Regions from separate parts of the Homo sapiens genome. Here regions 2 and 3 are each linked to region 1. Evidence: chromatin loops called from intact Hi-C (ENCODE). Cell type or tissue: Caco-2. All regions are shown on one strand.

Region 1 (8,000 bases):
TCTAGGAAGTAGACTAATCAGAGGTTTTTTGGTTGAGTTATTTCCTTCCATCTGAGTCTCATTCTGTCTTCCCCTCCTCCTGCTCCCTGAGAAGCTCAAATATCTCTTGATGAACTTGGCATAATAACCACACACAGCTGGACGGCAATATGGCTTGAGAAGGAGTGTACTCACAGCCTGTGATGTTAGATGAGCTTCAGTTTATTCAAACTACTTGCTGTGTCAGTCTGACTCCAGGCATCAGTGTGAAAAATGGGAAATTTAGTAACCTATATAGATAGTAATAGCAACAGTCATACCTTGAAATTTTGTAATATTTTTGAAGTTACTATGCACTCACGTTTCAGGCGATTGTTGCCACAGTTTGGTGGAATGGGCAGGTTTATTCTTCTTATTATAGAGTAAACAAATCTCGGACCTGGGGAAATGTTTGACTGGTACTGTTTTACAGGGGCAGACTCATGTCTTTACTAACTCTGCCTTTTTATGTGGACACTAATCTTTTGCCTACCCAGGACAACCACTACCAGGACAAACTATTCATTTATTTTGTAAAAATAGGCCCTCTTTTTGGTGGGGAGCTCTTACATTCCCAACTACAAATATTTGTTTACAGTTACAATGCATTTATCAGACCTTATACCCTGGACATGATTGATTGATAAAGGGCTGGACATCCAACCCAATGTATGCCAATCTCTTCCTGGAATTTTTCAAATTGGAAATAGGAGATAGAAGTTTATAGCCATGGAAGCTTAGACAGCCATGTTTTTCACTATGTTGTGAAAGCTGGTTTGCATGGAAAGAATGAAGCCAGCAAACAGAGAAGCAGAGTTGGGAAAAAGAGAGAATCCTGGTGGCATTGGAGTCCCTGGTCCCAACTGTTCCTAAGACTGTGTCCATTGGGAAAATTCTCCTTCAATAAGGGTTTGTAAGAGCTTTTTCTCTCAAATTCAGCTCTTTTATAAAGTGATGATAGGCATTGCATTTCAGAACCTTTAGCTCTTTAACAAAGTGTGGCAACATTGTCGACTTTTATTAGAGAGTTCTTAATAGTTTATTGTGCAAATGAGGCCAATTAGCCAATCTTGAAAACAGGCATATGGATCCATGTATACCATCTGGGTTGTGCAAAAAGTTCAGAGTGTACTATGTGGAGTGCATTAGGCGAAGATCTGAGAGAGTTGAGATTGATGAAGTGGGAAAATGGGAGGTTGGTGCAAGCGAGCTATATGTAACTGACATCCATTTATTTTGTTAAGGTCAATGTAGAACCTGTTTTTTGGTAGGTATGTCTTTTTTTTCTACAGCATCTTAAAAACTATACATAAAATTCTCATCAATATAATTCTTACATTTGTGAGCATTTACATTAACAAAGCCTTTTATGCACATTCTTGCCTTTATTTGTCACAAAACCCTGTGAGATAGGGAGGTCTTATCACTCCAAACGCTTGTAGTAATGAGGACAGAGGTGCTTGAAAAAATTAGTGGTTGAGGAGACAGAGTGCCCTTGGAGGTTTCATTGGATAGTACTTCTTGAAGATGTTTATATAAAGGACCTAGCAAGTTTTCAACCTAAGTGGATGTTTTTGTTTTTGGTATTTTTTCCCACCTCTTAACACTTGCCTGCTCTAAATGTCTGAATTCTCCAGGGTTACTGAGCAATCCTCTGCTTTTTAGGCATCAGGTGTTGCTAGTGTAATATCTATAAATTTAGTTTTTAAGTTTTCTAAAGCTAATGCTTAAGGCCTTCTTCAGAACATTTTACAATGGTTTATTGCTTTTAAAAAATAATTGTGTATCAACCAGGATTGTTCTAGTACTCTTATAAATTTTTATATATTAAAAGAGACAATGTTTTCTAATTTGTTAAACTCCAAAAAATGTAGATATATTTTATGATTTCTCCATTTTCTCCTTCTCCTGGCTTTCTTTTTGTATAATGTACAGCTCTCCCACTGTTAGCAAGGAAAGTTTGAGTGCAATTGGCTTCAGCGTAGGAATTCTGATTGGGTTAAGACGATAAGTCATGCCTATCTTCCCAGCTGAGATTGGTTCAGGAATGGACCTTTAACCCCGTTTGAGCCAATGACAGGGTGAGTCACAGGTGAGAGAACTTCAGGAAGAGACACTCTTTTCCCCAGAACAATGTGGTTCAGTGGGACCCTATGAGACACGAACCTGCTTAGATTATTTTGTTACCACAAGGAAATAACCTGGATGAACTGAAAATATCAGGTGAAACTAGCTGTCCTCAAGGACTAGATCCATGATGACATCTTTTGGAACTAGAACTTCTGGATTTTTCTATTATGGGAGCCAATCCATTATTTTTGAGGTTTAAGCCACTTTGGCTGGGTTTCCTACCTTATACAATGTGTATTTAGCCCTCATAAAAGCATGTGCTAGTTCCCTTCTCTAATTTCTCTCTTTTCCCTACTCTCTTCCATGACCTGTCAGAACTGGAACCTGAAGGCCATGTTCATGGCTATCTCCAGGTTTTACCTGCTGTGCCTACTTAAGTAAATAAATATCCCATATTGACACTTGAATAAGTAAATATCCCATGTCATATATTTGTGAAAGAGTGATGATGAAAGTAATATTTAGCCTACAGATTGTCGGGAAAATCAAATGAGACAATGATCAAAAAAGTACCATACCAATATTAATTATCTTTCTGAACAGTGCTAATTTAATCTAGAAATTGTTGTCAAGCCCATTTCCACTAATTTCTTTCCAAAGAAAAATTTATAATGATCTAGTAATAGACCTATAACCAGGAAGAAGCAAGAAGGGTTATGTGCACATAGGTCATAGGTAGAATAATAAAACTCTAGTGTCATAATTATTTTATGTGCGGCCTGATTTAATGCATTGTGGAATATTCCACTGAATGAAATCATCTTGCAGACTGTAAGCAGCAGACTAATATTAAGAATTAGAATTTGTACACTGTGATTGATTATATTACAATAATTTATTTCAAAGTAGACATCATTATATCTCATCTAGAATTTCCTTCTAATGTAAGAAAATGTTTCTGAATGGTAAATTTGCTCAATTTTGCAGCAGCTGTTTCTGAGCCAGAGACCCTTGCAACTCCCTGGGGCTGGAATGCTGGGGGTTCTGGAAGCTGGGCAGCACCCTTTGACTCCAATATAGAGTGGGCAAGTGCCCTAGGCTTTCCCCTCCAGCCTAACTGTTGTCTACCCCAGGTCTACCATTTTCAGGAAATGCTACACAGTTGCATAAACAAGTTCAAAACCAGCTGCATTTTTCTGGTCTGACCGAATAGGGCTGTTTAACATGGAAAAGACATTTACTGGTGAGTCCGCCTTTGTAGTTAAATTCATTCCGATTGCCCCATCTTGTGGAAGAAGGAAAAATAGCTAGATTATTCTCCCCTTTGGGTGTATACCCTAGAAGAAAAAAATCAACCCATTTATCTCTCTTTATCTTTGTCTATAAGCTCTTCTCTGTCACATGATACATCCCAAATACACGATTCTGAAGAAAGGCCTGTATTCCTCACATATTTGCAACCTGATCCCCTTTCTTTACTGATAGGAGACCAGTATGTGATGGTTGCATTCAGAAGTGCTAGACAGAAATTCATTGCTGCAGGGGAGAACTCGAACTCTGCCACCAGAATGTAGGCCCAAGTCAGAATCCATTTGTGCAGGTCAGTCTCTCAACCTGCTGAGTTATTCTCAGAATCCTGGAACAACAGTGATCACTCTATATCCAGGTATTTGAGATACTCTCCTCTTCTTAAGCCAGCCTACCTTGTATTCGCTCACTGGTACATGGATGTCTATTCAGTGGAAGAGTAGATGGAATCAATTCACGTATTTGTTCATTCACCAATTTACTTATTTATCCATTCATTCATCCTCTTAACATTTTTTTTATTTAACATTTATATGTTGAGAATCTTCCATATGCCGTGTACCATGCTAGGTACTAGGGAAACAGTAATGGGCAAAACAGCCACATAATCTACCTTTATGGAATTGGCACTTTTATTGGAGCTGGGTACACAGATACTAATTAAAGAATCAGACACATATATAATTGAAAATTGTGATAAGTCTATGGAGGGGCATTAAAGGGTACTATGAGACCATAAAAGAAAGACCTGATGTATGGAGCCTGACCTTTCAGGATAAAGGGACATTTGAGCTGAGATCTGAAGAGTAGACACTAAAGGAGAGACAGGGGCATGTGGCAAGAGCATTACAAGCAGAGCCTGTGAGCTGGGAAGAATGCAGTGGCTGCAGCAGAGAAAAAGGAGAAAGAGTGGCTCCCAAGAAAGCTATAGAAGCAGTCAGAAACCAGATTATGTTGGGCTTTGAGGACATATTAGGAGTTTGGCCATCTGACCACATGGGTTGCAAATAGAAAACACTGTTCTTTCATCAAACGAGGCCGATTTAGTCTGACCTTCCTTTGCTTTGGCTCACAGCAGTTGTGACAAAGGAGCCAAACCAGTGCTTTCTGGGTGTCCCTATCTCCTTCTCGGCCAGCAAAACACGATAGGTTCCACTATTTATGCTGTGCCCATCCATTGCAACCTTTGAATCACAACTACATCTTTATAAGTTGCTGTGTAATTTCTCAAATTACAGTTTCTTTATGGGGGACCTCTACGATTTACCTAGCACCTAAGGGTGTTTGTTTGTGGGTACAAATGACTGTTGATTCTGTCTCTAGGCGACAAAGAACAGCTTGCCTCTGCAAGCAGTCAGCCTGAAAGTTGCACAACACTGACATCTGCTGCTTGTATGCAGTTTGAGATTGTACCGGGTCAGAAAGAGTAAATGTAGTAAAACTAAATGTTTGAAAATGTTGGGCAAACGTACACACACACACACACACACACACACACAGGTGGGTGCACACAGCTCCTCTACAGCCTATGGTCTTGTACTTCTGATTTTTCAATAATATACAAGAATAGAAGGCTAATTTCAACATGATGTTTTCTTACTGTCAATATTTGCCAATTGGACAAGGTGTTCACATGATGGAAGATGAAGTTTCTGCTTGGCTTTAGAGGAAAAACAATTGACAAAAACCTAGATCAATGTTTTCACTTAGCAAATATTAATACAAGGCATAGAAATAAATGAAAAAAGGTATCAACTTTCATCATAAAAGCAGCTTAATAATAGTGATTTTGTGGATGACATATAATATTTGCATAGTAATTTACCATTTCTAAAGCATTTTAAGATGTCTTTTCACATTTCCTCAGTCATTCAACCATTTATTCACTATATAATGAGTGCCTACTTTATGTGAGTCATTAGTCTAGACTGCAAGGATTCTCTTGGTCCTGGCAGGGTAATTAAGGAAGAGTACAGCGTAACACTTAACCAAGTATGCATTGGATTCAGACTTGACTGCTCTAAGTGTCCATGCCCTTGTGTGTTAAATGGCCAGTGATAATAACAATGCCTATCGCATCAAAATGTTGTGAAGATTAAGTGAAGATAATACATGTAGAACATTCACTACAATGCCTAGTACATCACAAGGTACTTATGGAACTATGACTTTAGGTATCCCAATTTTTAATGTAGGAAACAAAAGATTTTCAGCTTGACAATGTTTCGTGATGACAAAGTAAAAAATGGGTATGCAGTTTATGAGTTTATGACTGGGATATCATGAGGGTTAATGGAAAGGGGTAGGTTGAAAAGGTTAGAAAGGAGGGCTGGTCCTATTCTCAAGGAAATCTGGTGTCTAAGAAGTTTTGGCTTCATTGTTTAGGGAGATTTTAAGGGAAAGCTGTTCTCAGAGTAGTGCTTTAGGAATATAGGTTATTGGGGTTAAATGACAGGAAGGAACAGAGACAGAAAGCAGAACCATCAGTTAGGAAGTTCTTACATGGGCCCTGGTCTGAATTAATTAGACCTTGAGACAGACCAGAGATGATGGTGGGATGCAGAGTAGTAGGTTGATGAGGATATTACAGAGAACAAATCTAGATGAGATGTTGGCTGTTGAGTGTTTATTGGCTGTTTCATGGGATGGCTACATTGCCGCCTTTGAAATCTCATTCCTTGGAAACACAGAAGAAAATAATTTTTTTCCCTTTTCTCTGCTTTGCTGTTTATATTGTGTGGAGATCAAATTCTACCCCAGAAAATTCAGTGTGTCCCAGCAACTCGTTTATACAGTAAACAATCAGTCTGTGTTCCCTTGGCAGGAAACTGCCAGTGGCCATCAGAACAATCACATATTCTTCCATCTGAGAAAGGCAGCTAGGACAAACTTTGAAAATCTAATGTGATTGGTCATATGTCTGGATCCTCTGGGTTTAGACTTCTGAAGTAAAAAATCTCTAAAAAGTGTTTCTAGAAAGTGAAGAGAATTAGATCTTTAAATGTAGTGAAAGTGAAGAGAAAGCAGAGTAAGAATTGGAAACTATTAACCAGCACATGTAATAAATATATGCAAAACTGAATAATCTATAGCAAATACATATTCTTTTTTATTATGGAAACATTTGTCAATATTTATCATATTACCATAAAGAAAATCTTAAGAAATCCTATAACATACAAACCTTACAACAACTCAAACCCAAGGTTACAAATCATTTACAAAAGTATGTAGCCTCATTGTGGATATTTTGGTTATTAAACAAGAAAGATATAAAAAATTGAAATAAATTAAATATTTAACTTATGAAACTAAAGATAACACCAAAACAATCCAAGTATAATTATTATATAACTAATGATAATAACAGCTGAATTTAATAAATTAGAAAACAAAATGCAATTAATAACCAAAAACTTCTTCAGAGCATTAAAATTACCCCCTCTTCCTTGAAAGTCTTTAAAAGAAGAGACAAGAAGAAAGAGAACTACAACTTTTAAAATAAAACAGAAGCTGGAAATATAAATGTTAAGAGATTAGATGAGCTAGAAGAAATATTTTGTGCAACATTATGCCAATACATTTAAAAATGTAGATCAAAATAATAACTTCCTAAGGAGATAAATTGTTAAAATTGGCTCAACAAAGATAAACCGAGGAAGCATCCATACTATTTCAATAACCAGAAAATACATGTAAATATTTGTCAAAGATCTACTATTTAAAAAGATACCAGGATTATGAATAACTCTGTATGTAAATTTGATAACCTAGAGAAAATGAACCAACTTTGTGAATGATGTAACCAAAACTCACACAAAGACAAATAGACTATCTAAATAGGCCCATATCTATAACCAAATTGAATCAATAATTAATAACCTTCCAAAACAGATAGCACCAGACCTGCATGTTCACTAGTGAATTCAAATGGTTAAGGAAGAAATGCTACTACGTTTTTACAGTTTCTTCCAGAAAACAGAAGGAATATTTCCTAACTCATTCTATGACACCAGCATTAACATAATACCAAAACTAGACAAAAACATTATGAAAAGAGGAAACTAAAGACCAATATCTCTCATAAACATCGAAGCAAAAATCTTCAACAAGATATTAGCCAATCATATTTAACAATATAAAGAATTATACACATAGCCAAGTGGGATTTATTCTAGGTATAAAAGTCTAGTTCAACATTCAATAGTCAATGAATATAATCTATCACATCAATAGGCTAAAGAAGAAAAATTATACAATCAGTTAAATCAAATAAGTAGTTGTGGAAAAAAAATCATTTAACAAAATCCAACACTCATTCATCATGAAAACTCGCAGTAAACTAGGAATAAAGGGGAAGTTCCTCAACTTCATAAAGAGTTCCACAAAAAAATCAATAGCTAACATCATAATGGTGAGAAAATAGATGGTATCCTTCTAAGATCAGGAACAAAGTAATAATGTCTGCTTTCACCACTCTTATTCAGCATCATATTGGAACCCCTAGCTAATGCAATAAGACAAGAAAAGGAAATAAAATATATAAAGGTTTGGAGAAAGAAAGAAAGCCTTCTTTGTTCACAGATGACATGATTGTCTATGTA
Region 2 (8,000 bases), 790 kb before region 1:
ATGGGATCAGAGCCCAGGAGGACTGGTTCAAAGACTGTTTAGGAAGAGTTTGAGGCTCACATTTCCTCCCCAGTGGCATGCAGCTGGACAACCGCCCCTCCTTTATCCCAACGAAAGACCTGGAGCTCATTCTTTGGCAAGGTTAAAGCAGAGGTATGTGGATGAGGGTAGCTCAGTTATTCCAGAAGGTGGGTTTATCCTACTGAAAACACTGGGTGTAAATGAATGAATGCATTCTGGCTGCTAAGATTCCCCCCAACTATCCTTTCACTCAGCTTCTGGAATTGACTTTCAGGCCTTTTTCCTTCCTAGGAGATCTAGGAAATGAGTCTTCTCTCGGGAATCTGGTCTGGTTTGTGGACATTTTACAAGGGAACAGCCCAGCCCGATCACCTGGTAAAGTTCACAGACAGTATAGCACACTTAGAGCTTCTAGTCTCTTTTTTTCTCCATATTCTTCAATACAGCAGACAATTGGATTACCAGAGTTAAGAGAAAGCTTAGCCATTGACAGAAGTCAAAGTGAACATCAACAAAAACCAATCTGGTAAAAAATAGAAACCATGCAGGGAAAAGAAAAAAAAATTTCCTATCATTATTACATCCATAAATCAAGAAGAGGATGCTTTAAAAAAGGAACATTTAGAAAACAAAATAGAGTTCTTAATTAAAAACGAGGGCAGAGATGAAAAACTCAAGAGTTAGAGAATTCAGCTGAGGAAAAATGAAAACAAGAAAATCTAGAAAGTAGAGTTAAAAAGACAATATGATAGAAAGTAAGAAAATTTAGAGGACCACCAGCTCACGAAGTTCAAGATCTGAACATCGGGAGTTCCAGAAAGAAAACACGTGGGGAGAAACAATAGAAGAACATTTCTCAAAACGGAAGGGCAAATTCCCAGATAGGGAGAGCCATGGAGTTGGAAGCTGGAATGCTATTACTATTAGTGATTGAAAATACACAAGCCTCATATATCTCAGAACACTAGCAGCGAGAAAGAGTGAGAAAAAGAAAGCGAGAGAGAAACTAGTTGCACACAAAGGCCCAGGAATCAGAATGATTTTGAAATTCTCAAAAGCCATACTGGATGTTGGAAGACAAATGGAAGGATGTTTTCAGAATTTGAAGAAAAATGATTGCCACTTGGAATTCTATACACAGCCAGACTGTCAATCATGTGTGAGAGTGGACAAGCCTTACGTGAGTTTTCTAGCAGAGATGGTGAAAAAATGGCAATAGGAGCTATTTTAGGTGTATGTGAAAATCAGAAATGCTTTTTCTTTGGGCTGGCCCCAGTTTTGTTTCTTTTACTTTAAAGATAGGAGTTTCCTGTTGTCTAGATAATAAGAGTTGTCAAAAGCTTTTATTGCTGTTGTTTTACTGTTCTTAAATTCTTTGCTCGAAACAATATTACAAAGCATTTCTTTATTTCCCATAATAATTACAAAGCATGAGGGTCAAATAAACCTGTTTTTAGGTAAGCAACGTTTCAACAATTTTATTTCCTACATATCCTTTCCCAAGAAGATACTAAAGTATGTACTCCACCCAAAAGAGGGAATAAACCAATAAGAAGGAAGATATGAGATTCAGAAAAGAAGAGATCCAACACAAGGAAGAGGCAAAGAGAATCCACAGGAAGATGTTGAAGATAGTAGCCATGCAACAGGCCTAGAAGGCAACCAATTCAGGTTGGAGCATACCAGAAACCTCCAGGAAAGATTTCTCTAAGAATAGGAAATTGGTAGAACATCAGATAACATAAATGTCTTAAAAAGAGTTTTAGACCAAAGGCTGGGAGTTTGGAGTTGCACTAGTGGTATGTTCATAGAAAACAAAACGAATGAGAAAGCAAGACAATTATCTCTGGGGAAATTTGCACGGGAAATAAAAATAATTAGTGTACACATGACTCAGCTGTGAGCAGCGTTTACATAGTCATATGCCAACACAATATCGATCTGACAAAATTACCAAATAGCTATATTAGGTACCCGAGGGAGTGGAAAGGATGTGCAGTGATGGGGCAGGGGAATGAATAAAAGTTCCATTATCGTTATCCATAGAAGGAGGCCAATAGATTATGTCTAAACTACAAAATGAAGAAGTGGTAAGAAATATGTTGTTCAGAATTGTGAAGGTAAATGCCAAAATATTCCCTTTTTAGATTTGAAAGTGGAGTCCGCTAGGAAGATAGATGTGGGGCAAAGGGTAGGAATTGCTGTGTTTCGTACAAATTTGTAAAACTCTTTGACTCTTTAAATATGGACACATATATTTGATAAATATAAAATGGAAAAAAGTCTCAGCAGAGTGTCTGTGTAATAAGTCCTCAATAATTAGCCCTTAATACTAACTTTATTATACCTTGTATGCTCAATCCTGGGCAACTGTGAAAGGAAGCAAGAAAAACTTTCCTTGACGTGAACGACTCAGTCTTTATGTTAGTTCTAAGCAGTTTTCTTCATGATGATCAGACTATTGAAGTTTGATGAGGATATGGAAACCTAGAATATCTCAAGAAGACAAAGAGAAGGAGCAAAACCATATTATTGAATGCCGACTCTGTGTTTGGGATGGCACCCCTTGTATGCATGGCTTCATTTGCCCTTTTATTCTTCTTGAGATAGGGTCTCACTCTGATGCCCAGGCTGGAGCACAGTGGTGTGATCATGGCTCACTGCAGCCTCAACCTTCTCAGGCTGAAGTGATCCTCCCACCCCAGCCTCCTGAGTAGCTGGGATTACAGGCATTCACCACCATGCCTGGCAAATGTTTTGGTACCTTTTCGCAGATATGGGGTTTCACTATGTTGCCCAAAGTGATCTCGAACTCCTGGGCTCAAGCAATCCACACGCCTTGGCCTCCCAAAGTGCTGGGATTATAGGTGTGAGCCACCCTGCCTGGCCACATATACCCTTAAAACCATCCTATGCTGTAGGCATTATCGTCTCCATTTGACAATTGCAGTCAGTCTTGGAAAGGTTAAAATTGGTCCTCATCACATAGTAAGAGAGGAGGCAATCTGGCATGCTCGTCACTCATCATCTCTGTTCACTGCAACAAAAAGCATATAGGGACAATCTTGGATGACAGTTCATAATATTAAAGGTTGGTGCAAAAGTTATTGAGGTTTTTGCCATTAAAAGTAATGACAAAAGCAGCAATTACTTTTGCACCGAACTAATAGATTAATGAGGGAAGTCCGGATGTTTGGAAGACAGGTGTAAATTGGCAAGGCCTAAATACTTCTGTATTCTCTTGTCAAAAACAGATCCCTGGGCTGGATGCCTGGGCACTGACCAGCAGGCTGCCCTTCTGTTCTTGTGGTTTACAGAGTTCCTGGTCTTGCCAACACTAGACCCGCAGAAGCAGTATGCTGTTTGTTTAATCTTTTCGATTCTTCCTGACAGAACAACTTGTTCTCCTTCCCTCCTGCTGAGATAGGTGAAGGCTGAATGTAAACAGAATCTTTCTTCTTCCTGTTCAAAATGTAGAGGTGCAGGTGAAGCCAGCAGCTTGAGTCAAAAGGTTGGCAGTGGACTAATTAATCACTGGAGCATGCGGCAGTGAAGTGAGACCTTGAAGACAAAGAGTCCCACATTGCGATTCTTCTAACTGAACCCCAGTCCAAGTGGTCAGAACTGGTGGGATTAGAATTTGGGACTACCAGAAGCCTTAGGTTTCCCTGGAGTTAGATAGGGATGGATGCTTATTGTAGAAATTTTGGAATATATGGAAAGTACTGTATCAGTCAGAGTACTCATGGGAAAGAGATGGCACACTCACAAAGACCAAGAAGATACATTTACTGCATAGATTTTTCACAGAGGTGTGGGTAAGATTTAGGGAACCCAGCAAGGCCAGGTGTGGTGGCTCGCACCTATAATCCTAGTGCTTTGGGAGGATGAGGTGGAGAACTGCTTGAGGCCAGGAGTTCAAGACCAGCCTGTAGCCAGGCATGGTGGTGCATACCTGTAGCCCTGTTTACTCAGGAGGCTGAGGTAGGAGGATGGCTTGAGCTCAGGAGTTCGAGGCTGCAGTGACCTATGATCATGCTACTGCACTTCAGCCTGGGCAACAAAGTGAGACACAGTCTTAAAAAAAAAAAGAAAAGAACTCAACAAGAATGGTGAAGCACCCCAGGTCAGCAAAAATGGGGAGCTGTTACCACCCTTAAGCATGAAGGAACTTTGAAAGGGAGAGTTCACCTGGAGAGAGACAGACTTACAGATATAGGTCAGCTGATTATCTTAATGGAGCTGAGACCATAAGATGGGGGATACAGTCCCTTCCAGCCTGCACTGGCAAAGAATGAGCTCTGGGAATAAACACCTCAGTGTCACTTTTTCCACCCTCTGGTCACCTGCTGGTGTCTTCCCTTGGTTGAACTCACCTACAAGCCAGAGGGGAAGGGAGTGTGTTAATATATCTGTAAAGGTCAGCCTCCCTGGACACAGATTAGAGTGAAGATACGTGGAGAGTGAGTTTGGAGAGGGCAGACCACCCAACACAGGTATAAAAAATACAACAATAAAACGGAAGTCACCCATGATCCCAGCTTGTGTGACTGACTCCAGTGCCCACCCTCCTGACTGTCTTGGTGATGGCTTGGCTTTCTTCCTCCCTTTGTGCTTCTTTGCCACTCTGTGGATCCAGTGCCCCAAATCTTGCCAACTCTTCTCAAGGAGGCGCGCTCTCATAGCGAGTATATTTTTATTGTGAAGACATCTGCACCTTCTTGCCAGCCAAAAATAACATATGGAAACGTTTCCCACATTTTCACCAGGGGGCACTCACTCCTTTTTCATGGATGGCTAAAAATGCTTTTTTCGAAGTGTTTGCTTGCCAAAATAGAATCCTTTTTGTAGCCGCTGTGAACGTTGGAATCAGCTCTGCCCTGAAGTGATTTCTGGCCAAACAATGTTTCTGTTTGAAATAAGATGACTGGACTCCACGTCTGCCTTCTTGGTAAATGTTTAGCACCCAACTTGCATGTTCCATTTGGAAAATACTTTGGGTCTAAATGCTACTTTACTATTCTCCCATTGAAATGAACAGAACCAAGAAGAGTTTGAGAAAATAATCTGTGCGCTTAATTTGTAGGTGCCCTTTTAAGAGCTGAAAACCTGACAAATCAAAGAAAGTGAACAAATCCTCCCTTTGGAGGCTGCCTTGTACCCATCCCCAAGATTCATCTTGATGATAAATGGAGGCTTCCTGGGGGAAATATGTTTTTTCAAGCATAAATTCTCCCAAATGGAAAGGCATTTGTTTGGTATCATATCAATCCTATTTAGCTATTAGGTATGAAAGTGACATACTCTTTGTCAAAGGAACCATGCAGACAAGAGAGCTGAGTAATCAAGCAATGTACAGGGAGTAAGTGGGAGGCCTCAGGCATGTATTTATAAGAATTTCTCTTAACAGTGTGGATTGTGTTTGCAACTTGATAAAAATAATTATAGATCTCTGATGTCTTTTTAATGAACGCGATGTTACAACTATAGGGAAATATAAAGATATATTTAGTCTATCATCTAATCAGTCAATCAAAGGGGTAGCTTAAAATTGTGGGTTTTTTTTTTCATACAAAAGCTTATTCTTAGGTCTGGACACTGTATGGTATAATGATTAAGAGCAAAATTTTGGCACAAAATCAACCTGGATTTGAATCTTGGTACCATTTCTTACCTCTGTAACCTTGGGAAAGTTATTTAACCCCTTGAACTTTCGTTTTCTGATGTATACAATGGGAGAAATTATGGTACCCACTTAATAGTGTTGATGTCAAGATTAAGAGGATAACACAAGTCAAGTGTCTGGTACATAAAAATACTCAATACCTAATGAATATTGTCATTACCTTATAATAAGATAATCCCATCAAAAAATTTAGAGATAATGCATAATGAAGAAATCATTACATGGGTTCAGACAACTTATTACTGGGCTCTTTTTTTTCTCCAATCAACTTTAGCTATGGCAGTGCTAATTAATTATTTAAAAAACAATAGCTGTTTGAGTGAATTTTTTGTCACAAAACATAGGATCTTGGAGCTGGGAGGACTAACAGATTAATCGCATCCAAACTTATTTTAAGAAGAAGGGAATTCTTTAAAAAATCTTTAAAGTAAAGCTGGTTTGTCTGCATAGCCACAAATCGAAGGTATGAGTAAATAACTGCAGTTCTCACCAATTCAGAAATGGTAATTTATACATTACCCTTCTCCTTACAAATCAGTGCTTCAATGTGAGTTACAAAAAGAATTATTCCCTTTTATTTTTATGCATTCTGACTGATTATTAAAGTTTACTTTCGCTGCTTTCTGTAGATTTTGGATATATTCTAGAAAATCTCTTATTTCAGCTTTTAATGAAAAATTAAAAATAAAATCTGATTAAATAATTTTTCGTGATGTATATGGGACAAAGCTACTCTGTAGAGAGTAAATTAAGAAAAATAAAAGTTAACAGGTCCACAAATTGGGTCAAGATGATTTGCTTAAGTAGTGGTTATTCATTTGCACACATTCTTGTCCTGCAGCATATAAAGAGAATGAAACTTTTCTGGGATTTGCCCAATTGGTGGTCATGCTTATGCATGCTTCTGCATGGGGTGGGCAAGAACACAACTAGCTCAGATGGTTCCATCTTAAGGAGATATGAAATCTGGTCAAGCTTATTTTTTGTATTAGTAAAGGCAAAAAATATATCATAGATTGGTCTAAGGCTGATTTTTTTTTTCTTTCAATATGACCTACTATGTCCAAGGTTTCATATAAACTAGCTCTGTTTGACTTTCCAATTTGGCTATTTTGCCATTGTATGTATCTAGAGAATCCACTCACAGAAAATATGTTGACTATTACCATGTAACATCTGTTATGCTAAATGCCGAGTAATGTACATAGCTGAGACTCTGGTATCATCGCATGGCTCTGTCCAGTGAAGATTATCTCTCTTCTGAGGAGCCACAGTACTCCATTTATTCTGCTTTTATAGTATTTTTAGAGAATTTTAGTTATATACATACATGATCATAATATATTAATATACTTTTTTGAAAAATTATGATAATAAGGCATGAATATATTCTTGTTCTAAAACCTTCATAAATATGGTTACAAAGGGAAAAATAGAGACTGTCTCTCAGTCCCATGACTCTTATAACGTAACCGTTCTTAAGGCATGAGGCATATCCTCTACTCCTTTTGCTCTGTGCATTTACACTAAAGGTTGCTAACCAGCTGTTTACAGGGGCCTGGCAGACAACATAAACAAGCAAGGAAGACTGGATATAAAATAGTGGTTCATAGGGGACACTGGACACCCAGAGCTGCATGAGTGGCAGCCACTAGGCTACTTTAGCCAGTTATTGCCATGTAGGAAGACAGGTCCAACATGGCAAAAACTTCCTGTTTTTCAAGAGAAGACTGACATGTAGATTCTCAAACAAAAGTTCCTAATTTTTAAGTTCCAGCAACTAATTCAAATATTTTCTTTGCTTTTGAGACATGTTCTGGCTGTATTGCCTAGGCTAGAGTGCAGTGGTGCAATCTTGGCTCACTGCAACCTCAGCCTTCCGTGCTCAAGCCATCCTCCCCATGACAGTCTCCTGAGTAGCTGGGACTACAGGCACATGCCACCACACCCAGCTAATTTTTGTGTTCTTTGTAGAGATGGGGTTTCGCCATGTTGTCCAGGCTGGTCCTCAAACTCATGAGCTCAAGTGATCTGCCTGCCTCAGCCTCCCAAAGTGCTGGGATTACAGGCGTGAGCTACCACACCCAGCCTAATTGGAATATTTTATAGTCAATGTTTAAATTAAGCCAAATATATCTACAGGCTTAGTGTGGCTAGGCAACAGCTGATTTGCGCCCTTCAATTTATTGTACTCCACTATTTTCATATACAATTGCATTGTCTATACTATTGCATATACTATTTGCATTATCTTTCTAGGCTAAACATTTTCTTAAGGCAAGATCATTTCCTT
Region 3 (8,000 bases), 950 kb before region 1:
GGTATCTACAAAAAATACAAAAATTAGCTGGGCGTGGTGGTTTGTGCCTGTAGTCCCAGCTACTTGGGAGGCTGAGGTGGGAGGATGGCTTGAGCATGGGAGGTCCAGTTTGCAGTGAGCCATGATTGTGCCATTGTACTCCAGCTTGAATGACAGAGCAAGACCCTGTCTCAGGAGAAAAGAAAAGAAAAGAAAAGAAAAGAAAAGAAAAGAAAAGAAAAGAAAAGGAAAGGGCGCGGTGGCTCATGCCTGTAATCCCAGCACTTTGGAAGGCCGAGGCGGGTGGATCATGAGGTCAGGAGATCGAGACCATGCTGGCTAACACAGTGAAACCCCGTCTCTACTAAAAATACAAAAAATTAGCCGGGCGTGGTGGCGGGCGCCTGTAGTCCCAGCTACTCGGGAGGCTGAGGCAGGAGAATGGCGTGAACCCAGGAGGCAGAGCTTGCAGTGAGCAAAGATTGGCGCCACTGCACTCTAGCCTGGGAGACAGAGTAAGACCCCATCTCAAAAAAAAAAAAAAAAAAAAGAAATGGAATCCCGCTTTCTGAAAGAACTAAAAATAGAATTACCATTTGACCCAACAATCTCACTACTGGATACATACCCAAAGGAAAACAAATCTTTCTACCAAAAAGATTCCAGCACTCATACATTTATTGCAACTTTGCTATTCACACTAGCAAAGACATAGAATTAACCCAGGTGCCCATCAACGGTAGATTGGATAAAGAAAGTGTGGTACATATATAGCATGGAATATCACACAACCATAAAAAAGAACAAATTCATGTCCTTTGCAGCAACACGAATCCCACTGTGGGCCATTATCCTATGCAAACTAACGCAGGGACAGAAAACTGAATGCCACATGTTCTCACTTACAAGTGGGAGCTAAACATTGGGTACACAGATACAAAGATGGAAACAATAGATACTGGGGACTACAAAAAGGGAGGGGAAGGGGCAGGGGTTGAAAAGCTGCCTATCAGGTACTATGTTTGTTACTTGGGTGATGGACTCATTAGAAACACAAACATCAGCATCACACGTAATATTATCACTGTAATAAACCTGCACATGTATCCATGAATCTTTTTTTTTTTTTTTTTGAGACAGAGTCTTGCTCTATCATCCAGGCTGTAGTGCGGTGGCACAATCTCAGCTCACTGTAACCTCTGCCTCCAGGGTTCAAGCAATTCTGGTACCTTGGCCTCCCAAGAAGCTGGGATTATAGGCATGTGTCACCTTGCCTGGCCTAATTTTTGTGTTTTTAGTAGATATGGGGTTTCACCATGTTGGCCAGGCTGGTCTCAAACTCCTGACCTCAAGTGATCCTTCCACCTTGGCCTTGGCCTCCCAAAGTGCTGGGATTACAGTGGTGAACCACTGGCCCAGCCTACCGTGAATCTTAAAACAAAAAGAAAAGAAAAACAAAAAAAGTATAGAATCACCTAATCAAGTAGAACACTGAGCTCAATGTCTCATATGTAGCCAGCTCCAAGAAAAAGCTTATTGAATACTCAATGGATTTTTATCTGGCTAGGACAGGCAGGCAGGGCTCTAAGCAGAGAGGTGAAGGGATGAGCCTCAATGTAAACTCTATGGGAGATAAAGCCCAGAGTAGTGCCTGACACATATGAAGGGCTGAGTAAGAATTTACTGACTATATTAATTGACCGATGTAGCCATTTGAATGTCCTAAAGGCACATTAATCTTACTTTTTCCAACACCAAACTCATGCTTTTCTCATCCCCCATCCGCCGAAATCTGTTTCTCTGCCAATGTTCCCTATCATAGGAAACAAAGGGCAAGTATGGTGGCTCATGTCTGTAATCCCAGGACTTTGGGAGGCTGAAGTGAGAGGATTGCTGGAGGCCAGGAGTTTGAGGCCAGCCTGGGCAACGCAGTGAGACCCCCATCTCTACAAAAAATTAAAAACGAATTAGCTGGGCGTGGTGGCACATGCCTGTAGTCCCAGCTACTCAGGAGGCTGAGGCAGGAGGATCGCTTGAGTCCAGAATGTTGAGACTGCAGTGACCTGTGCTTGCACCACTACACTCCAGCCTGGGTGACAGAGCAAGATCATGTCTCAAAACAAAACAAAACAACCCCCAAACAAACAAAAAATGCAACAAAAAAGGAAATGATACCACTATCCTGTTACTGAAACCAGAATTCTGAATCATCCTTGACACACCCCTGTCCTTCTCCATCCTCCCACATGCAATCCACCACCAAGCCCCATTATCCTCTATCTTGACTCTATCTCCTTTTTTCCACTTCTGCTGCTATCACTGAGCCCAAGTCACTATCATCTTTCACCAGGACTGCAAGAATAATGACCTTTGACCTCATCTACTGTAAAGCTGCGGTCCCGCTTCAATCCATCTTCTACGCAAAACTAGCGGGATCTTTCCAAAACCCAAATCTGATCACCTACCTTCTTCTTCAACAAAATAAGACAATCAAGCACTCTTCGTTTTAATAAAGACCGAAATTCCTTTTTTTTTTTTTAAGGGAAGCAAGGGTTTATTGAAATGAAAGTACGCTCCACAGTTTGGGAGCTGGCTGGAGCAGTGGCTCAAAGGCCCCAATACAGAGTCTTCTCTGGTCCAAATACCCACTAGAGGCTTCCCACTGGCCACTTGGTGCTCGCCTCAGGTAAATGAAATGGTGGCCCACGATCAGTATGATTGCTTGTGGAAAGCAGCCAATTGGAGGCTGAAGTTACAAAAGTTACACTTCTATGCAAATGAAGACTTTGCCTGCAATCAGAGGCTGAAGTGAAGTTACACAGTTACACTCCCATGCTTTTTGCATCCAATCATAGGTACTTTCAATTTTCCATCTGCCACACAAAGGTGGGGGTTTGCAAAGGGAGTACCCTTTTAAAGACCAAAATTCTGATGTGGTCAACCAGGCCACGTAAAGGCTGTCCCTCAGCTGTCCCTCCAGCCTGTCCTCCCATGGTGCCCCAAACCCCTACTTTTCACATTCCAGCTAAAGCGGCTTGCTTTCACGTCTTCAAATGCATCCTACTCCTTTTTTGACACAGGGGTGTTCTTGCACTTGCTGCTCTCCCTGGCCCCTCTTTTTTTTCTAACATCCTAACTCTGGTCCTTCATATTTTAGTCCATTCTCACTTCTCCAGAGAAGCCCCCCCGGATCTCCCTAACAGGCGTCCCATGAACCTCTCCTTTGCGGCATGGTCACAATTGTCATTTCACATCTGTTTATGAGATCTACTGTCAGTCTCCCCTGCTAGGTCTCCATGAGGGCAGGAACTGTATTTTCTATTACCTAAAAGGGAGGCTTTCTGTCCGATGGTAGGCACTCACTTAGTAAATATTTGACAGATGAATGCATGGAGAGATTTTAAAATGCTTTTAAGATACATACAGAAAAGCGAATATATCATATAGGTACTGCTAGATGAATTTCCATGAAGTAATGGATACTCCTTTTTTTTTTTTTTCCTGAGATGGAATTTTGCTTTTTTACACATGCTGGAGCGCAGTGGCGCATCTCGGCTCACTGCAACCTTTGCCTGCCAGGTTGAAGTGATTCTCCTGCCTCAGACTACTGAGTAGCTGGGATTATAGGCACACATCACCACACCCAGCTATTTTTTTTATTTTTAGTAGAGACGGGGTTTTGCCATGTTGGCCAGGCTGGTCTCGAACTCCTGACCTCAGGTGATCCACCCGCCTCAGCTTCCCAAAGTGCTGGGATTTCAGGCGTGGGCCACCGCGCCCAGGCTGGATAAACTTATAAGAAGTTTTTGTTCCAGATTTTGGATTCCTAAACTTAGCATCAAAAGGGAAATAGTATGTAAAGATAACTATAGGGAGTGAGCACTAGAGGGCAACATAGGCAAAGGAATGCAGAGCCGCTCCACCAGGCAGTGGTCCTGGACAATGGTGGATGCCCTGTGGTTTCTCAGAGGTACAGAGAATTCTGGGAAGCTCCAAAGCCACCCAGATACCTTTCTTTGAACAGAGGCCAAAGAATTCTCCCTTGAGGTGTTCAGCAAGAGGGGGGATGCCTTGTTATGGCCACTCCTTAACTGGACTTTTCAGGAGCAAGGAGGATGATATGGGAAGTTAATTTTAGGAATACCTAGGGATGTGAAGGAGACGGAAAGTTGTCCAAAAAATTGCACAAGCTATGTCTCTAAAATGAGTTTGGGATTCAAAGCAGCAATAGTGACCTGACAACCTTGTCACCCCTTACGGTGAGCTTCCGCTATCCCTAATCTGGTGATGCGGTTGGACGTATGACTCCTGCTGTGTGCTTCTTTCCAATGGCTCTCCCTCTGTTTCTGACTTCCAGCTACTGCCCCTTCACTTCTGCTGCCCTTCCCCAGTTGCCACCCCTAGAGGCCTTACTAAAGGTTTATCGTGAGCTGCTGATTCGTAGTGATGAGGGAGTGATCAAGAAACCACCCACCATCTATCTGGTTGTAAGTGGCCTTTTTAAAGGTCATTGGTCTGTCCTATATCCTGCCTGCTATAATCAGCAGTGTGGACAAGGTAGCAAGGCCACACACAACACTAACCACAACTTTGTGAAAGGAACCACCTCAGAAGGATGACAGGTTCTGGATTATTCTTCAAAATACTTGAAAATAAATTAAAAGCACCACCAGCTCATTAGCAACCCAGTTAAGGAACCACAGGCTAAACTGCTTTTAATCATCATTCTTTTTGGCCACGGAGTATACATCAGCCTCCATTCATTCTGGATTAAAGGACTTTGAGGCCGACATTCCTGTTTGATTCTAGATAAGTTCACTTGCAAACTGTTTGTCCTTGGGCAAGTCACTAACCTCTGAACCTCTGTTTTCATATCTGCGCAATGGGGCAATTAGTACTTAACCCTTTGGGAATAGGGTGAAAGCTTTTTGCAAGTTGTAGAGGGCTGTTGTGTCAGTGGCTCTCGATCTTACTTACATATCGGCACCACTGTGGTGTTTTAAAAATATAGATGCCAGCTGGGTGCAGTGGCTCATGCCTGTAATCCTAGCACTTTGAGAGGCCAAGGCAGGTGGATCACTTGAGGTCAGGACTTCAAGACCAGCCTGACCAACATGGTGAAACCCCATCTCTACTGAAAATACAAAAATTAGCCAGACATGGTGGTGTGCGCCTGTAGTCCCAGCTACTCAGGAGGCTGAGGCAGGAGAATCACTTGAACCCGGGTGGTGGAGGTTGCATTGAGCCAAGATTGCCCCACTGCACTGCAGCCTGGGTGACAGAGCCAGACTCTGTCTCAAAAAAACAAAACAAAACAAAGCAGAAAAACATATAGATGCCCTAGTCCCTATTTCTGGAAAATCTGATTTGAGGGTTGGTGGCATTCAAAATGTTCTATAAGTGATTTCATTGTACATGCTGAGTTAAGGAGCTCTGTACATTATGGTACTTTTATTTTTATCTTATTTATTTATTTATTTATTTGAGATGGAGTTTTGCTTTTGTTGTCCAGGCTGGAGTGCAGTGGTGCAATCTTGACTCATTGCAACCTCCGCCTTCTGGGTTCAAGCAATTCTCCTGCCTCAGCCTCCCGAGTAGCTGGGATTACAGGTGCCTACCACTATGCCCGGCTAATTTTTTATTTATTTATTTATTTATTTATTTATTTATTTATTTATTTTAGTAGAGACGGAGTTTTACCATGTCGGTCAGGCTGGTCTCCAACTCCTGATCCCAGGTCATCCACCCACTAGGCCTCCCAAAGTGCTGGGATTACAGGCGTGAGCCACCGTGCCTGGCCAAGGTGGTATTTTTATTATCTAGGATGGACAAAGAGAAACAATTTGCAGAGCTGAGGCCATGACTCCTGCGCATCCATCTATTCTCTGGTCATTATTCTTGGCAGAAACTAGCCTGTATTAAAGCACTCAGTTGTGTCAGGGGCCCATACTCAGGAACCTACAGAAAAAGATTTACTTCCTGAGGCCAATGACCCTGGGCAGGACTGAAGTCATGAGCAGGACATAAGTCATATAAATGATAGAAGGGGTGTACACACCTGAGATCGGACATTTATTATATCAGTGGTAGGCTGAGGTCCAAGTTCAGGGCATACCTGTGCAGGAAACAATAACTCTAAGAAAAGTCAAACTAGGATGAAGGTGAGTTCTGGCCCTTCCTCTATTGGAAGGGAGGACTTCCAACATCCCCAAAGCAACATCAACTTGTCCTTTGTAATGAGGTGGCTGAGAGAAACCTGATTTCTGCCCATGAAAATACAGATTAAACAAAAATCAATTCCAATTTAAATGCATTCCACCCTTTTCATATTATAGTTGTGGAGCTAATTATTCCTTATTGTCATATGCTGTAGGGCAGAAAGGCATCATTAAAGTACTAAAAATTATTTCTATGAAATGGATTTGTGCCAGGGAGACCACTGATAAGTTATTATTAAGTGGGTTGTTTTGGAGGTGGATTAAAAAAAATGGTATCTTTGAGGCTGGGCATGATGGCTGAGGCCTGTAATCCTGGCACTTTGGGAGGCTGAAACAGATGGATCACTTGAGGCCAGAAGTTTGAGACCAGCCTGGCCAACATGGTGAAATCCCATCTCTACTAAAAATACAAAAATTAGTTGGGTGTGGTGGTATGTGCCTGTAATCCCAGCTACTTGGGAGGCTGAGGCCCGAGAATCTTTTGAACCCAGGAGATGGAGGTTGCAGTGAGCTGAGATTGTGCCACTGTACTCCAGCCTGGGAGACAGAGCAAGACTCCGTCTCAAAGTTTTTTTGAGAAAAAAAAAAACCTCTCAAATTTGCAAGAGGAGACACTTTGACAGAGCCTGTGTAAGTTCTGAAGCAGTGATTGCAGGGGTCAGTGGATTTGGAGGTTTCATTGATTCATTCTTGTTTCATAAACTCCTTATTTGTCATTTGACAAATGTTGTGTGCCTACCATATACAAGGCTTTGTGGGGTGGGGGAGAGTCTGGGGGAGCCAGTGGTCAGCAAAAGGAGACATGTCTCATTCTTCATGGGTCGTATAGTCTAGTTGGGACATTAATGAAATAATGGAATAAGTAAATGTAAAACTCCAACTGTGACAAATGTTTCAGAATAAATAACAGAGAGTTTGACTTTGACACATCCAGATACATCTGAGGAAAACTTTGTGTGATCCGAGATCTCAAGATGTCAAGAATAAGTAGATATTAGCCAGGCTGAGGGGTCAGCACATGCAAAGGCCCTGTGGTAGAAGGACCTTTAACTACTTGGAGGAGAGAGTCAGTATTCCTGGACCTCAGAGACAGCCATGGGTGTGAGATGAGGCTGGAAAGCTAGCCAGAGCTCACACCATGATGGGATTTTTAGGCCACAGTTCTGTTGTTGATCTTTATCTTTAAAGCAATAAAGACCGTCTAAGGGCTTTAATTAGCATGTGTGTGGTGCAGTGGCAGGAGGTGTGAGCACTCTGGCCACAATTGTCTCTGGGCAGGAGATGGGAACCTGAAGGGAGGCTGAAGTGAACAGAGGCTGATTCCCTCCTCAGAGCAGGCTGAGTGCTTCTCTCAAGCCTGGGCATCTGTGCAGCTCTTCCAGGGGCTGAGGCTGCAGACATAGAACAATGTCTCCTCCTTCCTCCTTTATTTCTTTGCAAAATCTTAAAGGCTGCACAGCAAGTCTCCATTTTTTGAAGAAGAATGAGAAGAGAATGTGCTTTTAATAATTTCATTTGTTTTCATAGTTTACACTTTTTTTTTTTTCAAAGAGTTTGAATAACAGTCCAGAACTTATAAGAAAGGACAGAAAAGGACAGCGTTGGTTTCTTTATTTTTTCCCCCTACTATGCGTGTGTTCACTTATTAAAAGTGATCAACTAACAGGTATTACATGAAAAATTAGGAAATGATGTATTGGCTGTATTTTTTTGTTTGTTTGTTTGTTTTTTTTGAGGTGGAGTCTTGCTCTGTCACCCAGGTGGAAGTGCAGTGGCGGGATCTTGGCTCACTGCAACCTCTGC

What was found. Peaks named below come from ENCODE experiments on the same cell type or tissue, not always from the same donor. Only the 100,000 strongest peaks of a DNase experiment are listed, where the experiment ranks them.
Region 2: it touches region 1 in a loop (18-fold over the local background); 8 of 110 quality-filtered maps call a loop at or near these places.
Region 3: a loop joins it to region 1, with 29 times the contacts of the local background. A loop is called at or near these places in 39 of 110 quality-filtered maps.

The regions. Positions count from the first base shown.
Region 1 is chr16:52,065,375-52,073,374 of GRCh38, reverse strand. The region is part of intron 2 of LINC02911 (long intergenic non-protein coding RNA 2911); the gene reads left to right. Among named protein-coding and RNA genes, the nearest start is that of LINC02911, 8.1 kb to the left of the region's middle. In Caco-2, no CTCF peak of the experiment used is centred here; a DNase peak (open chromatin) is centred at 4,804.
Region 2 is chr16:52,858,565-52,866,564 of GRCh38, reverse strand. No RefSeq gene overlaps it. Among named protein-coding and RNA genes, the nearest start is that of CHD9NB, 190 kb to the left of the region's middle. RefSeq lists a silencer at 4,634-4,928. In Caco-2, a CTCF peak has its summit at 4,796 (motif pointing right); no DNase peak of the experiment used is centred here.
Region 3 is chr16:53,018,483-53,026,482 of GRCh38, reverse strand. No RefSeq gene overlaps it. Among named protein-coding and RNA genes, the nearest start is that of CHD9NB, 30 kb to the left of the region's middle. In Caco-2, a CTCF peak has its summit at 3,851 (motif pointing right); a DNase peak (open chromatin) is centred at 3,902; H3K27me3 peaks cover 262 bases.